Linked DNA regions of Homo sapiens: region 1 is linked to region 2. Evidence: chromatin loops called from intact Hi-C (ENCODE). Cell type or tissue: Calu3. All regions are shown on one strand. Each heading gives the region's core, and the rest is flanking DNA. Links, peaks and the distances in the headings are about the cores only.

The links. Peaks named below come from ENCODE experiments on the same cell type or tissue, not always from the same donor. Only the 100,000 strongest peaks of a DNase experiment are listed, where the experiment ranks them.
Region 1: it touches region 2 in a loop (4-fold over the local background); 2 of 110 quality-filtered maps call a loop at or near these places.

Annotation. Positions count from the first base shown.
Region 1 is chr20:45,066,968-45,075,313 of GRCh38, reverse strand. It overlaps STK4 (serine/threonine kinase 4), which reads right to left. Exons shown (of 11, transcript NM_006282.5): 11 at 1-296. The coding sequence ends at 138. Among named protein-coding and RNA genes, the nearest start is that of KCNS1, 30 kb to the left of the region's middle. In Calu3, for the core only: no CTCF peak of the experiment used is centred there; a DNase peak (open chromatin) is centred at 3,843.
Region 2 is chr20:45,010,566-45,018,911 of GRCh38, reverse strand. All of the region lies in intron 9 of STK4 (serine/threonine kinase 4), which reads right to left. Among named protein-coding and RNA genes, the nearest start is that of STK4, 48 kb to the right of the region's middle. In Calu3, for the core only: a CTCF peak has its summit at 7,655 (motif pointing left); DNase peaks (open chromatin) are centred at 6,021 and 7,641.

The DNA of each region.
Region 1 (8,346 bases), core at 232-8,231, 56 kb before region 2:
TGGCGCACATTCCTGAGTTCACAAAGGTGCTGTGGAGAGACGACAGAGCAGAAGTGCTGGCTAACAAACATGAGGCAAGCCATCCAGAATTCACCCAAAGCCTGGGTGGAGCTGGGGCCCTCACAGCCTGGCCTTGCTCAGAAGTTTTGTTGCCGTCTCTTCTTAGCCTCTATGGCATCCAGGATGGGCTGCCGCTTGGACTGGTACTTCTGCCGGATCTCTTCAATCTCCTGCTCCATCATGGGGTCCAGGGCCAAGAGCCTCTTCTGAAGGTCCTCCACTGTCCAACTCTTAAGCTAGAAGAGAAGTGGAAGGTATAGTCACGACAAAGCTTAAGTCAGTGGCAGAACAGTGCAGAAGCCCAGCCTTCCCAGGCACCCAGAGGGAAGGGAGACAGGAGGAAGACACTGTGGTCAGATCACAGGTTGAGTGGTGGTGGTTGGAAAGTGACAATTCATTCCAAAGCATGGCATACCTTGAAGCTTGTCTGAGATAATTTATCCCTGGAAGAGATCTAAGTGCTAACCGCTTTGATTTAATGTGCCTTGACCAAGAACTTAGTGAATAATACTCTCACCTCCCCTATCTTTTAAGTTAATTAAATATAGATTCATTGTTAGGGCATTAAAATAACAGTAACTTGCTGTATGTGAAATAATGGTTGCCTCCCCGTTCTTGTTCTGTCTACGAGATAAGCGTCTATCTGGACAGCGCCTTTCCCACTTTCAGGATACGACACCATGGAGGATCGATGCTGATGAGGCGCAGATGCCATCCCCTAACCCTGCCTTCCCACACCCCCAATGTCTTGGCACTGCCCTATTATCATCACCAGCATTTACTTGAGGCTACTATATACCAGGTAACAGTCTAAGCCCCTTGGGAATACAGACGCAACCCTTGGCAGGGGTTGGGGTAAGGGTGGGTAGTTAGAAAAACCTCAAACTTCTGAGATTAAGTTTCTATCATCCAAAGAAAAACAATGAGTTGATATATAAATTAATAATAATGGCTGGCATTTAGTGTTTTCTATGCACCAGACACTGAGTGCTTTACATATATGGATTCCTTTAATCCTCAGAGCAACCCATGCTACAAGGACATTATTATCCCTATGTTACAGATGAACAGCCCAAGGAGGAGGGTAGCTAAGTAACCTGCCCAATGTCTCCCAACTAGTAAGTGGCAGAATCAAGACTCAAACCCAGGCAGCATGGCTCTAGAGTCTATGCTCTTAACCAGTGTTGCAGAACAGAAGACTAGCAAAGCACAGGTTTTAGAAGTAACTCAACCTTTGTTTAAAATGTGGTTCTGCCTGTTGCAGATGCCATGAGACTCTGTCAAGTTACCAATCTCTCCAGGCCTTCCCCATCTACAGAAGTCAGACAGCAGTGTCTCATCACATGTATTGTAAGAATTAAATAAGATCACGGCTGTAAAGTTCTCAGCACAGTACCTGCTGCACTGTGTGTGTAAAGATGGCAATGGGTGTTATAAGCCTCTCTCTTCATAAAAGCCCAGGGATACACCAGTGTTCAACCTGTGTCTGCAGCTATGGGGCAAGGGACTCTGCTGCCATGTGTGTTCAGTGATTCCAAGCCTGGCCAATATTGGCTGTCAGGGGTGGGAATGAATGCTGACATTATCCACAGTGGGTGGTGATACTTTATTCTGTGTGCTCACAACCAGTTTAATAGGTACAGTGTTTCAAGAACTCAAAGTCTTACAAGAGGTCTGTTGTGCCCACATTTAGAAAATCATGATCCTCGGCCCTTTCCTGAGGTCTCCACAGGAAAGTAGTATAGGAGCTGGGTAAAGGGCCCTCTGTCTGTCTACCCTTCCTTGAGTGGGTGGGGTGAGAGCAAGTGTGAAGTGCTACAGTGGCCTCCCTAGAAATGGCCTGTCACCACAGGAATTTTCCTTGGCCTGCTTCAGGGAGGGTGTCTGAGAAGTGAGAAAACCCTAATAGTTCAAGACGAAAGGTTCTTTGTAATGTGAGAATGGAAGACTTGAGAGTGTGGGTAAATGCTGGAAAGTCGGGCTGAAAAAAAAAATGCATCTTTCCAGCCTGTGGTTTTATACTACCTTAGAGGTTGGTGTTCTTGGCCCAAGGACACCCCTAATAGCAATGCTTGCCTAGTCTTTGGCATTTTCAATTCCTTCTGCAAAGAGAGAATTCCCCAAGCCTACTACTGAATGTAACTGGTAGTTAAGAATGTAATCTTTGGGATCACAGGTCCTAAATCTGTACTGGCTATGTAACCTTAAACAGTAATTTCACCTCTTGAGCCTCGGTTTCCTCCTTTGGAAAACAGACAATACTATTTTGTTCCTCCACCCTGGGGCGGTACTAAGACTTACATGAGATAATGGTCTGATGGTCTTAGCTCAGAACTTCATATAGTATGTGTTGGGCAGATAGTAAATATTCCACAAATGGATGTTATCACTGTTGTTATTGTTGCTATTGTTATTCTTATTATTATTGTACATATGATTGGTAAGTCTCTAATTAATCTTCCATAAATAAGCTGTTTCTGTAACCTCTAATTCAAGCTAGAATCAAACATGTGAAAAAGAAAATATTCTACTCTATTTCATGCTAATGCCTAAGGGCTGGTACATAATACCTGTTAACTTATGTACAGTTTAACAAAATATTTTTCACCCATCCATTTATAAATACTCATTGAACACCTACTATGGGTCAGGTGCTATTCGAGGCACATAGGCTACTTTAATGAAAACAAACAAACAAACAAAAAGCAGTGCCCTTGTGAAGCTTACATTTTAATGAAGCAAGGAAAATAGCAATAAACACAGTAAATTAGTAAATTATTTTTATATTAGAAGGTGCTCTGGAAAAAAGAAAATAAAAAATAGTGTGAAAGAAGGGGAGCTGGGAATTAGGAGGGTAGACTTGCTTTTCATCTAGCCACTAGGATGAAGAATAAATTGCAAAATGAAGACATATAAGTTAGTGGAGCTGCACTGACTTTGCAACTTATTCTGCAACTTTGGGCAAGCCCGTTCTCCTCCTCAGACCTTAATTTCCCCATTTGTAAGACAGGGCTGACTAGATGATCTCAGAAGTCTTTCCAGACTCAATGTTTCTCAGTGTATGACCTATGGATCACCTGTATCAGAATCACTTGCTAAAAACACAGATTCCTGAGCCCCAGTCCAAAGCTACTTAATAAGACTCCCTGGGAGGTGAGGTACAGGATTTTGCATTTTGAAGAAGGTATTCACGCTGGGCATGGTAGCTCATGCCTGAATCCCAGCACTCTGGGAGACCAAGGTGGGAGGATTGCTTGAGCCCAGGAACTCCAGACCAGCCTGGGCAAATAGTGAAATCCCATCTCTACGGGGGAAAAAAAATTAGCCAGGTGTGGTGGTGCACACCTATAGTCCCAGATACTTAGGATGCTGAGATGGGAGGATCGCTTGAGCCCACTCCAAGGCTGCAGTGAGCTGTGACTGAGCCACTGCACTCCAGCCTGGGCAACAGAGCAAGACCTTGTCTCAAAAATAAATAAATAATAATAAAAATAAACTAAAATAAAGAAGCTATACAGGTATTTCTTATAAATCCTCAAGTTTGATAAACATGATTCTGTATCTTCCTTATTTTTCTGTTAGTAAAATTCTCACAAAGTATTGCTGCCTGTCTCTAGCCTAAAGCTTCTCCTGGGTTTCCAATTTCTAGGCAGTTTTGTTGCCCTTGATTCTAATCTGGAGGCAACAAGCACCCTTGCCTTATCTCAGCCACCTTCAGACTAATTTATGGCTGTCCTAAGAACTTTGGGGCTTAAGTTACATCTGACCTATTACAACACAGCCAGCCAGGCACTGCTGATGACTCAGTCATATCATCCAGATATGGATTTTTCCGAAAAACAAGCTCAGACAATAGTTTCATGGCGCCAAGTGTAGCATTTCACCTTCCTGGTCCTTGGTGGCATAAATACATTTCAAATGAATATCTTGCAGTAAAATAACTGTGATTCTACAGTTTTGCTACAGCCAGAATCTTGAAGCAGCAAATTCTCAATCCAGCCATGTAAGTAGCTTGAGCTGTTTTCACGAGGTATGGGAAATATCACCCATTCAGTACCTCATCTATCCCATAGGATGTGAATATCCTCTCTATTCTGTGATACCCATACTCCATACTCGCACATCCAGATCAGCTCCCACTGGATATTTCAGTCCCTGATTATCTCGTGAAAAATCTGTGATATGGTTTGGCTGTGTCCCCACCCAAATCTCATCTTGAATGGTAGCTCCCACAATTCCAACATGTTATGGGACGGATCCAGTGGAAAGTAATTAAATCTTGGTAATTAAATAGCATGGTCAGGTCTTTCCCATGCTATTCTAATGATAGTAAGCCTGATGAGATCTGATTTTTTTTTTTTTTTTTTTGAGACGGAGTCTGGCTCTGTCCCCCAGGCAAGTGCAGCAGCAAGATCTCAGCTCACTGCAACCTCTGCCTCCTGGGTTCAAGCGATTCTCCTGCCTCAGCCTCCCAAGTAGCTGGGATTACAGGCGCCTGCCACCTGCGCTCGGCTAGATTTTTGTATTTTTAGTAGAGACAGGGTTTCGCCATGTTGGCCAGGCTGGTCTCAAACTCCTGACCTCAGGTGATCTGCCCACCTTGGCCTCCCAAAGTGCTGGGATTACAGGTGTGAGCCACCACGCTAATAGAATCTGCAGCTTAACACATCCAAAGCAAAACTCTTGAGTCACATCCCTTCCTCATCCCCAAATCTTGTCTCCTTACTCCCCAGTCTTCCCCATCTCAGGAATGGTATCATCATTCTTCCATTTGCTCAAAATCATCCCTGATCCTTCCTTTTCCCTCACCCCCGCCTCCTGCCAACATCCAATCCTTTAGCAGTCCTATCAATTTTGTCCCTGAAATATTGGTATAACTCAAACCCAACCACTTTTTTCCATCTCCATCTACCTTGGTCCAGGCTGCCATCATCTCACAGCAACAAACATAATTAAAAACACAGAAATGAATCCAATCACCTCACCCTTAGGTTTCTTTCCTATTGCACTGAGAATAAAATCCAACTCATGAGTGGCTACATGGGCCTCATATGGCTGGCCCCTGCCTCCCCTCCAACTTCATAATCTATTACTCCCTCTTTTGCTCAGGACCCTACAGCTACACTTTATTTCAGATCCTCAAACAGGCCATACTTTTTCCAGCCTCAGTGGCCTACAGAGTTAATGAATCTTCTGCCTGCATGGTTCATGCCCTGTTCTTCCTTAACCTACAGGTTTTAGTTTAGATGTCAACTCCTCAGAGGATGCAGGCAAGCCTTTTCTGACCATCTTATCTAGAAAGACTGCCTCCTCTCCATTATCCTCTATCTCAGACTCTTGTTTTCTTCAAAACAATTATGTACCTTGTAATTATTTTTATTTATTTTCTTTTACTTGTCTCTCTTACTAGGATATAAGTTCTGTAAGGGATTGACCTTGTCTTGTTTACTATGCTAAACGTAATACTGGTTGAAGAAATGAATAAATTATCCTTCATTTCTAGTCAACTAAGAACAAAAGCCACTGAAACCAATGAAGCAAGCTTACATGGGGCATCATCATATGCAACAAGGTTCTGGATGGGTGCTAAGAAGAGTCAGTGTAGAATAAGAAGTGCGTTCTGCCCTCAAGGAGCTTTTAAACTTAAAAGTAATTCCCCTTAACATTCTTTTGAAATCAAAGGAAATCTCTGTTCACTTAATGAGAATGTCTGTGTTTTGTAATGTCTGATAAGAAGCAGGGCTCCAGTCCTGGCTAAGTTATCTCTAAAGGCATGTCCATTTAAACTGTTTATTCAAACAAAAAAGAACTTCTGTTATAAGAAATACACTTTGGAAAGAATGAGATCATCAAAAGAATAAGAGACACCATCCTGCTGGACAAGACAAAATAAGGGCCAACCCTAGAGCCACAGGCTTGCTACTGAAGGTGGGTTTTGCTGAAGAGATCAGACCAAGTATAAGGATTTCTGAGTCTCTTTCTGGGAGAGATCACAGTGGAAGGAGAAACTAAAATAAGCCTCTTAATCATGGTTATTTAGAATTTCCTTGCCATCATAAGGCTAAGCAACACATCAGTCTTGGGTAAAGGAAGAGGACGGGCTCCGAGCCTGACAGTACTAATGTCTTATGGGAACTCACTCACTATTGTCTAACACCTAGAATTCCCTCACCATCGCCTTTACCCAGTCTGATGAGGTCTGATGTCTGCCAAAGGATGTCTGAATAAGTAAAAGCAACAACATTTGTGCAGATGAGATTTCTCTTAAAAGATGTGATCTCTGGAAATGTGTTGTATCTTAAAGTAGACATATTTTTAGTTTAAAGTTCAGCCTCACTCTGTTAGCAGGATACAAATGCTGTGTTACTGTTGGATTCTACACATAGATATGGAAGAAGTATGTTAATTACTTCACCATTTGCATCTGTTAAATGCTGAACTCAACATTTTGTCTGCACTATTTTATTTAATCCATCTGTAAGGTAGGTATCATCATTATCCTCCTTTTAGAGATGAGGTCACTGAGGATAAGAGTGGGAAAATAATTTAAGTGATACAACAAGGAATTAGAAGAGACAACAAGCAACTGGAAGAAACATGAAGGGTTTCTGGAAATGGGAGTGTGTTTGTGAAAAATGTGGAAGACTGGAAGAATTATGAATTTAGCTGATATTAGATACATCAGATGGCCCTCACATTCAGAAATGCCACTAGTGGTAACGGGTGACTTTAGGCAAGTTACTTGTCCTCTCTGAGATTCCGTTTTCTCATCTGTAAAATGGGTATGCTATCTACTTTGCTGCTTTTGTGCCTTTTGTAGTAGGCACCAAGTGCCTACTACACACATGGTGCTGCTGCTGACGTGCAGTGACTCCAGGGTGCTGAATATGATTCAAATCAAATCAATCAATTTTATTGGCAGCTACGCTAGGCCAGGAACACTGCTGGGCAACATGAATATAAAGGGCAATACACCTGTCAGAGAAGCAGCTCAGGTTAGGGGCAAGAGCACTGGTGTTAAGTCAGATGGACCGGGTTCTATACGAGTTCTGCCCTTGGTAGTTGGATGCCTTTGCATAAATCATCTAATATGTGCCTCAATTTTCTCATTTTTCAATGGAGGACATTATTCGTTCTACAACAGCGGTTGTGAGGTTTGGAGGTATTGGTAAGGTATATAACATAATGTCATGCATCCACCAGAAAGAAAGTGGGTAAGTGAAGGCTACCACCTTATATCCTTTTTTGGGAAATGGAGGAAGTATGTAATGTAAATAATAGCTGCTGTTGCTCTAAGATGAGCTCACAACACGGTACAGGACACATACCACATACACAGAGGCACCTCTATTGAACTCTATGTGAGAAACCCTAAATCATACCCACCTGGTTTATTTCCTCTGGGCCAGGTCACTGCAAAGTCCTGATTCCCAGCATCTCTATGAATAATGAAGGCTGATGGGAACTGATTTCTTCATAAATCACCTTAGCAACTCTGACATTCTGAATCATACCATTTTTCAAAGTCGGCTGCATAATTGGCCCAGAGTGCCACTGGCAAGCTCCAGCTGATACTTCATCACAGAGATAATTCAAAGGAATTACACTGACAATTAGCCCATCTTGAATCAGCAGAGTTAAGCTACACTAAACACATGAGAATGTATAGTAGAGCTTCCTCTTCCCTTGTCAACCAGCCCCATAGGGAACACAAATGGGTCTGGCCCATATCCAAAGTACAGGGTTTAGGCCTATTTCAAAGTTCTGCTCCTCTGCCACTACAAACTCTCACCTCAAAAGTCTATTGTCCCTAAAAACCATCAAAGAGAGACCTGCCAGAGCTTTTAAGGACAAGTTTCAATTCCATATGTATCATATATGAACAGTCACAATTCTTCCTCCAGTGTCACAAACAGGATTTCTCAAACACATCATCCCTTCTGGTTGGGCGAGTCAGACTGATCCCGTCTCAGGTGATGTTTTGTTGTGACCAAGAATGAGGAAAGAACACACCTTTGGAATTTAGCAAGATGACAGGGAAGCTCGATAGAAGCTAAAAAGTTGAATGAAGCCACCATCATACCATCCCATACCTCAACACTGGCCACTAGAAAGTCCGGAAAAGTGCAACAAAAAAAATGTACAAAGGCATCTAGAGCACTAATTTAGTACCGAGGATACTTACTCTTTCTTGATGCGAGTATGTTACTATTTAGGAATGGATTCTAGTTTAGGTAGAGGTGACTCTAATAAGATGAGATTCTCAGGTAATGCAGTAATCTCTCA
Region 2 (8,346 bases), core at 308-8,307:
AAAATTTTTTTTTTAAATTAGCTGGGCATAGTGGTGCACACCTGTAGTCCCAACTATTCAGGAGGCTAAGGCAGAAGGATCACTTGAGCCCAGTTCAAGACTGCAGTAAGCTATGCTCATGCCACTGCACTTCAGCCTGGGCAACAGACCAAGATCCTGTCTCCAAATTAAAAAAAAAAAAAAAAAGTAGAACTTTAAAAATTAGATAGAATTTTAAAAATTAGATTGTGGTGATGGTTGCACAACTCTGTGAATAAACTAAAAACCATTAAACTGTACACTTTAAATGAACAAATTGTATGGTGTGTAAATTATATGTCAGTAACTCAATTTTTTTTAAGCAGCAAGACACCTTTCCTTAACTATTTGCTCTTATTTCTGGATTCATATGAACTACAACATAATGTCTAGGTAGTCATAACTGGGAAGGACCTTGACCAAAGACTGAAGCCCACTGTTCCATTGGAATGACCATCTACTAGACCTTAAACTTCATGACCTTCAATTTCAAACCTTCATTTTCCAGACTGTCACTAAGTAAACCAATATGGTCAACCTACTGTTTCCTTAATTCCTACAATGACTCTTTTCTACTTAAATTGTAATTAATTCTGTGCAAACCAGAGAACTGGGCAGAGCCTGATTTTTTTTCTCTGTTTCATGCATGAATGTTTGCAGGAAAAACAACAACAACAACAACAACAACAACTCTGGTAATCCTGCAAATGTTTTCCTCTGGCTTGGAATAGTATGCCTTAATGTGCAATTCTTATCACAGGGTTTGTTTTTTTCTAACATTTGTTATGAGTGTGTGGTTTTGGGTTTTGTTTTTGTTACCAGGCACCTAAGTGCTTTACATGTATCAGCTCATTTAATTACACTGGTTACTATCCAAGTAGCTGTGTACAGCCATAAATATTCCTTTGAATGTCCTTTGAAACCACTAAGAATTGCTGGAATCATAAGTTATAAGGTTCCCTGGAGCCCAGAATAACTCTTCCAGTTAAGCAGTTTCAGTAACTGCCTCTATATGAATGGACTTAATTTCTGGGCAATGGTGCTCTAGCTGTTTTAATTCTGGTGAACTGAAATATATAAATTCAAAGAGAGCTAAATCCAAAATTCAAAGGATTACTAACTAGAGCAATAGTGGCAGCACATCTAAAAAGATAAAAAATGTTCACAGGTGAGAATGGTCCACATCTTGGTTCTTGCAAGAATTTCCTAATTGGTCTCACCTTTTACAGTCTTTTGAAACTCCATTTTATCACTTTCCTAGTCAAAGTGTCTTCAGATACCCTATTAACAAGAGAATCAGGTTCAAACTCCTTACTTTCAAATTCAAAGTCTTCCAAAATCCAGTCAACACCCACATCTGCTTCGGCCAACCTGAATAATGAAAACACATTTCTACCTTTCTGACTTTGCACCTGCCTGTAACATCCTTCCCCAGCCTTCCTGCATATCTGAGTCATTGCCTTCCTTTTCACAAATCCTTTAACGCTTTCCTGTACCACTTACCTAGCATTTGTCTTAGTATATTATTACCTTCATATGTAGAAGTCCTTTCTCCTACGTCGCATCATTATCAAATACTATTATTTGAAGCGCCTAGAGTAATGCTCTATACACATAAGGAATTAGAACAATTAGAACAGTACACATGCCATAAGTATTAGATAATGATAATGACAAATGTCATCTTCCCCTTTTAATATATAAGTTACTGAAAGCAGTGAATGCCTCATTTGGTTTTCATACTCTACATGTTAATGACACATAGTGACTATTTAATAAATGCTTCTTGGTTGGTATTAAATATTCATTATAAACAAATACTGATTCCAAATTGATATTTATAGAGCATAAACATTTGAAAAGAATCATCTGCTTTTTCTTTATAGATCCACTTAAATTGATATTTAAAAATGTATCTCCATTTTCTTGCTGAACAAAAGAAGGTCAGAACAGCAAGCTTAGAGCAACAGAGAAATAATATATTCCACTAACTGATGAAGAAAGATTTATCTGCCTCTTAGGCTTAAGGACCAAAGTATATTGTTTGTGATTCACTTTCCTATGTTCTTCATTACCATTATGCTACTGCCCTCTCTTGAAAAATGTATTTCCCTCATGGCTGTTCTTGGCTCTCCTTTTACCAATATAACTATACTGGAGTAGCTATCTTTCAAAATATATAGGCCTTGAGCCCTTCACTCAAGTTATACTGAGATCTGGTACTTTCATATCCTAAAATGTGGTCTGGCAGGGTGTTCTGAATGAATTTTCAGGCATCAGGAGTTCTGTGCTTTTTGGCTCATTCCAAAAGAATCAAGAATGCTAATGGTTTCCAAAGATAAAAGGGGGCCCAACATCTGGATACAATAAGAAAAACTGCACAAACAATTAGGATTTAGTCTCCACTCTGGCAGGACAACCTTGAATTATTTTTGAAACTGTGAGAAAAACCTAAGTACCAAGATGTCTGCTCTTCTATTGTAAATCTCACCCACGAGGGAGCTACTGATAAAATGCACAGTGAACCACAGTGGTTATCTTTCGGGGGTGGAAAAAAAATCCAGTCGGTAATAAATTCCACTGTATTAAGATAAGAGGCTGAAACTTTACAAAAGAAGGCTCATGTGTATCTAAAGTCTGGCCCTCTTAAAAATCCGTCACCTTGTATTCTGGGCTATTTAATAGATTCTCAAAACATGTATCATCTTATTGCCAAGGAATTTAAAACACAGACACACACAGACACAAACCACACAGAGCCTCCCTCTCTCTTCTCGGCACAATGGTAAAATGTTACTGAAACTGACAAGTGACCTTCCCTTAGCTCAACCATGTTCATGCCAGCACTCAGGCATTCCTGGGGTGGCACCTACAAAACATCATCAATACCAAGAGCAAAAACTAAAAGTTAGTAAAAAGTTAGTATCAAGAGAAAAGGAATTAGGAAGAAGAAAAGTAGCACTGTTGAAGAAATGTTTACGTCCAATGAAAAAAACACTCTCATACATTAAAAGACTTACTATAATACCTACCATTTTTGAGCATTTACACATTAAATATTTTACACATACAATCTCATATCATCTTGACAAAACTACAAAATAGGAACTTTGGTGCCCCATTTTTTCAGACAAGGAAACTGAGGATCAAAAAAGAAAGAACCTGACCAAGGTGACGTAGTCTGTAAGACCCTGAGCAAAGTTTCAAGCCAAAGACTGATGCTAAAAATCAATGTTCACTCCACTACTCCTTTGTCCTTCTCTTGCCCTTACTCAGAGATAGGGTTCCAACAAAATCAAATGTTTTCAGCTTTAGTTTTGGGGTGCATAACTGGACTAATGCTGTCTGAAACTCTCATGTGATGCTGACTGTGAGTGGCAAGCATACACCAACACAATACTCTGATGATAGATGTTTAAATCCTGAAGGGATCAGAAATTGGACAGTAAGGCTACCGTGGTAAAAGAAGTGTTAAAATACTTGCAGTACTTTATGTCCTAATTACTGTACTTGCAAATGCCATAATCTGAGTCAGTGAGAATAAGACAGATAACACACAAGGGAGACAATGTTCTAACAACCCCTTTCAAACTGCAGATGGAAAGAAAATAGGCTCTGAGTCAAGAATTCCTATCTTATGCAGCTCTGAAATCAGTATCTGATGGACGGTGTTGAAGTAAAATCATTTTGACAACAGCCTAGCCTTTCACCTGATTTCAACATGAGGAAACTCACAGCAACAATAGGTGCCTTCATGAAACTTAGGACTTTCTGAGGAACTATAAACACATAATGTTTTTACCACAAAATACTATCTCAGTAATTTAACTAAAACATGTCTCTTAGTTGCCCTAACTTAATTATGTCATTATGCTTTAAAATTCTGTTTCAAAGAGATTAATGTGGCTGTTGCTCTGGGAGAAAAATTAGAATCTTATGCACTAAGTACAAGTTTTAAAGAGGAATCATCATCTCACTCCCTTCAATTCACTGAATCTAATTTGAAGGCTTGGTCAGGGGAAACATTCTTTCAATTAGTAGTCCAAGTTCTGCCTCCCATTGACCTATTAAGCCTGGAGATGAGGAGGGGTGACCAGGGCTATGCATCTCTTGGGAATGTGGTAAGGACAAGAAAACCATGACATTATCGCCAATGAATCCTGAGAGGAAGAACCGCCGCATGTCAAATCTTTAGTGGATGAGTACATGTTACTGCAAGTGGCCATCCTTTGGCTTGTCATTTCCTCATGAGGGGCAAAAGCATTTAACTGCTAAACTACAAGTCTGTGCAAATCAAGCTACTTCAGTTGCTCCAAAATGTTTTTGTTATCTTTGCCACTAAAAAAAAAATATTTTTTTGCTTTCAAATATATACTTTTTAAATATTTAATAATGTTGTGAAAGCTTGGATTCTTTCTACATCAAGTATAAAATTAATCCTTTCCATTTTATTTTATTTTATTTTATTTTGAGACAGTCTTGCTCTGTCACCCAGGCTGGAGTGTAGTGGTACGATCTTGGCCCACTGCAATCTCCGCCTCCCGGTTTCAAGAGATTCTCCTTCCCCAGCTTCCTTAGTAGCTGGGATTACAGGCACGCCCCACTACACCCAGCTGATTTTTTGTATTTTTAGTAGAGATGGGGTTTCGCCATGCTGGTCAGGCTGGTCTCGAACTCCTGACCTCAAGTGATCCACCCACCTCGGCCTCCCAAAGTGCTGAGATTACAGGCATGAGCCACCACATCCTGGACCGTTTTCATTTTAGCTCTAAATATTAACACCCTATTTCATAATGATCAAATAAAACAGAAGAAATTCTTCTGCTTTAAAAAAATGGTTGCTTGAAAACGGATAATGGTGAAACTATTCTTCTGCATATTAAGATAAAAGAAAGAGAAAATATATAATTTAATATAAAAGAGAAAATATGCAAAAAATTCCATCATTTTCACAGTACTACCAATTGTATTCAGTGCCACCAGTATATTATTTTGGATGACATATGTGAGTAATACCAAAATTAACAAAACCCACAACCACACAGTGACAATTTTAACAATTTAACAATTTTAACAAATCTCCAGAAGCTAAAAGATCAAGTATCAAAAATTGGTAAAGATAGACAAATGAAAGACAATTAGCAACTGATTGCTAATTACAGATTCCTGCACCAAACAATTAGAAAATACATTATTTTTAAGACACACAAAGCACATTTAATGAAAATTAATAACATGTTAGGCCACAATGTCTCAAAAAATAACAAAGAATTGATATAACAGACCACACTCTTCAACCACAATTCTATAAATTAAAAATTTTAAATAAGCAGTTTTTAAAAATCATACATTTGCTATTAAAAAACACTTCCGAATAACTCATGGGTTAAAAAATAAATGTGTATAGCACAAGCACTACACACTGGAAAAAAATATTTACAATATACCACATATGAAAATGTATGGAATACAGCTAAAACAGAACTAAGAGAAAAAGTTACAATGTTGATTAAATGTATTAGTAAGCAAGAAAATTAAAAAGCTAACTATTCAAATTAAAAAAAGACAAAACAACATTAATTAAAGAATTTTTTTTAAATAAAACCTCTTAAACTAAAAATAAACCAAAACTTATTTAGCCTGTTAAGGGGTATCGACCAAATTCTGCTGCAAAATCAGACTCCATGGTAAAAAATCCCAAGAATTTTCTTTAAAGTGAGCAACAAGACAAGAATGTCCACTACCAGCTCTACTATGCAACACTGTATTGGAGGTCTTAATAAGAAAAAAACCTTGGCCAGGCTTGGTGGTTCACACTTGTAATCCCAGTACTTTGGGAGGTTGAGGAAGGAGGATTACCTGCACCCAGGAGTTCCAGACCAGCCTGGGCAACACAGGGAGATCCCATCTCTATAAAAAAAAAAAAAAAAAAAAAAAAAAAAAAATCACAGGTGTGGTGGCACATGCCTGTGGTCCCAGCTACTCAGGTGGCTGAGGCAGGAGGATTGCTTGGCCCCAGGAATTCAAGGCTGCAGTGAGCTAGGATCGCGCCACTGCATTCCAGAGTGAGACAGTGCCTCAAAAAAAAAAAAAAGAAGAAGAAGAAGAAGAAGATTATATATAAAGATCAAAAGGAAAAACTATAATCATAATTCATAGACAATAAGACTGTCTCCATTTTTTTAAAAAGGCAATCTCCATAAAACCTGTTACAATGAATAAAACAGTCCATAAATATCTACAGTAGTTGTCTATAGAAGAAAAATGTTAGAAACAAAAGTTTTTTAAACTATGCCATTTGTAATAGCAACAAATAAGTATCTAAAAATAGATTTAACAAAAAGCTCTAAAACATCTTTGTTGGTACAATTATAAAATTATCTAAGAATATAAAAGATAGACCAAACAGATTGAAAGATAAACCATGTTCATGCATAGAAAGAATTAACACAGAGATGGCAATTCTGCCTAATTAATCTGTGTATCCAATGCAATTAAGTCAAAATTCCAGTAGTATTTTATAAAATTTGATATACTGATCCTAAAATTTATATGGGAGAGGCCGGGTGCAGTGGCTCACGCCTGTAATCCCAGCACTTTGGGAGGCTGAGGTGGACGGATCACGAGGTCAGGAGATCGAGACCATCCTGGCCAAAACAGTGAAACCCTATCTCTACTAAAATACAAACCATTAGCCAGGTGTGGTGGTGCGTGCCTGTAGTCCCAGTTACTTGGGAAGTTGAGACAGGGGAATTGCTTGAACCCAGGAGGCAGAGGTTGCAGTGAGCTGAGATCGCGCCACTGCACTCTAGCCTGGTGACAGAGCAAGACTCCATCTCAAAAAAAAAAAAAAATTTGTATCGGAGAAGAGTGATATAAATTTCAAGAAGTAATCTGTGATGAAAAGAAAAATAAGGGGATGGGAAATCTATTGCAGACAAATAGTCAAAGAAGGACTGAGAAGGTGACAGGATCAAAGACCTGGATAGAGGGAGGAAGCAAGTCTTTCAGATGGAAAAATAAAACAGACTACTAGAGCTCATATTGTAAACAAAAACAAATTCCTGATCTATATCAGGAATATATATATTTTTACTGTTATTTACTGTAACATAAGCCTTAGTCCTGGCTCCCAACAACTTGACTTAAAAAAAAAAAAAAAAATATATATATATATATATATATGTATGTTCTACACAAGAACTTTCAAATCAGTTCTACACAAGAATTATTAGGTTTTTTAAAAAATTTATTCAGTTATTCAAGTAAGGCCATTTTAGCTGATTACAGTTTAAAAACTATATGCATGGTACCATGCTACAGAAAAAGAACACCAATTGTGTCAAGTCCACTGAGAAATCTGGGAAGGGAGAGAAAAAGTGACTATTTTGAGATGTTTTGGCTGACTTCTTATTTGAACTTTGCCAAGTATGAGGTATCCAATCTCCCAACTAAATAAAATAAAGACATTGCCCTAGTGTCACTGCGGTTACTTAAAATACACTTAAGAATGAATAAGTAATGGTCTTGTTCTAGCATAAAGGCTACTTTTATATAAAGGGGATTTGTGAACTCAAATGGGAACACGATTATAACCCATTAACTTAATACAGAGCTCCCTCTGCTGGCCCAGAGAATGCACAATGATCCTAACACTGACACAGACCCTCTCATGTCACTTCAATAATGTGTCCTGCTGTTTGGGGAGGTAAACAAGGCTATTCTAGAGCCCTTATTCAAAAACAAAAACAACAACAAAAACAAGAACATATCTAGACAAATAGAAGAAGCCTTCCAAAATCCCCAATCTAATATTTTATCCAGACAGAGGTTTTCCAAGTAACGTGGACCATGGTTTGCCTCTTTCGTTCTCACATGTATGCTTGAGGCCACTTAAAATCAATCAAATCCCACCTTAATCCCTTCTCTCCAACTGCAATCTGACTCCTTCCTATAGATTCAGATACATACATCCAAAACAAATTCCCTCAGAGGTAACAATATCATTAGCTTATCAGAGGCATGCTCCCTTTGAAAACCATCTGTCCTTTCTTTCTGGAAATACTGAGGACATATGTAGAGTAACTGGTTATCAAAATAACCAGCAAGGAGAAGTACATTACTACAAGCTGAGACTCACCAACACATGATCTGTAACATAAGCCTTAGTCCCAGCTCCCAACACTTGATAAAGGGGCTCTGCTAGAAGTAGTATAATCTAATGATTCAGAACATAACCACTGAAATCAAACATATCTGGGTTCAAATCTTGGCTTCTCTATTACTCATTATATAATCACAAGTATGTTACTTAATCTCTGCAACTGG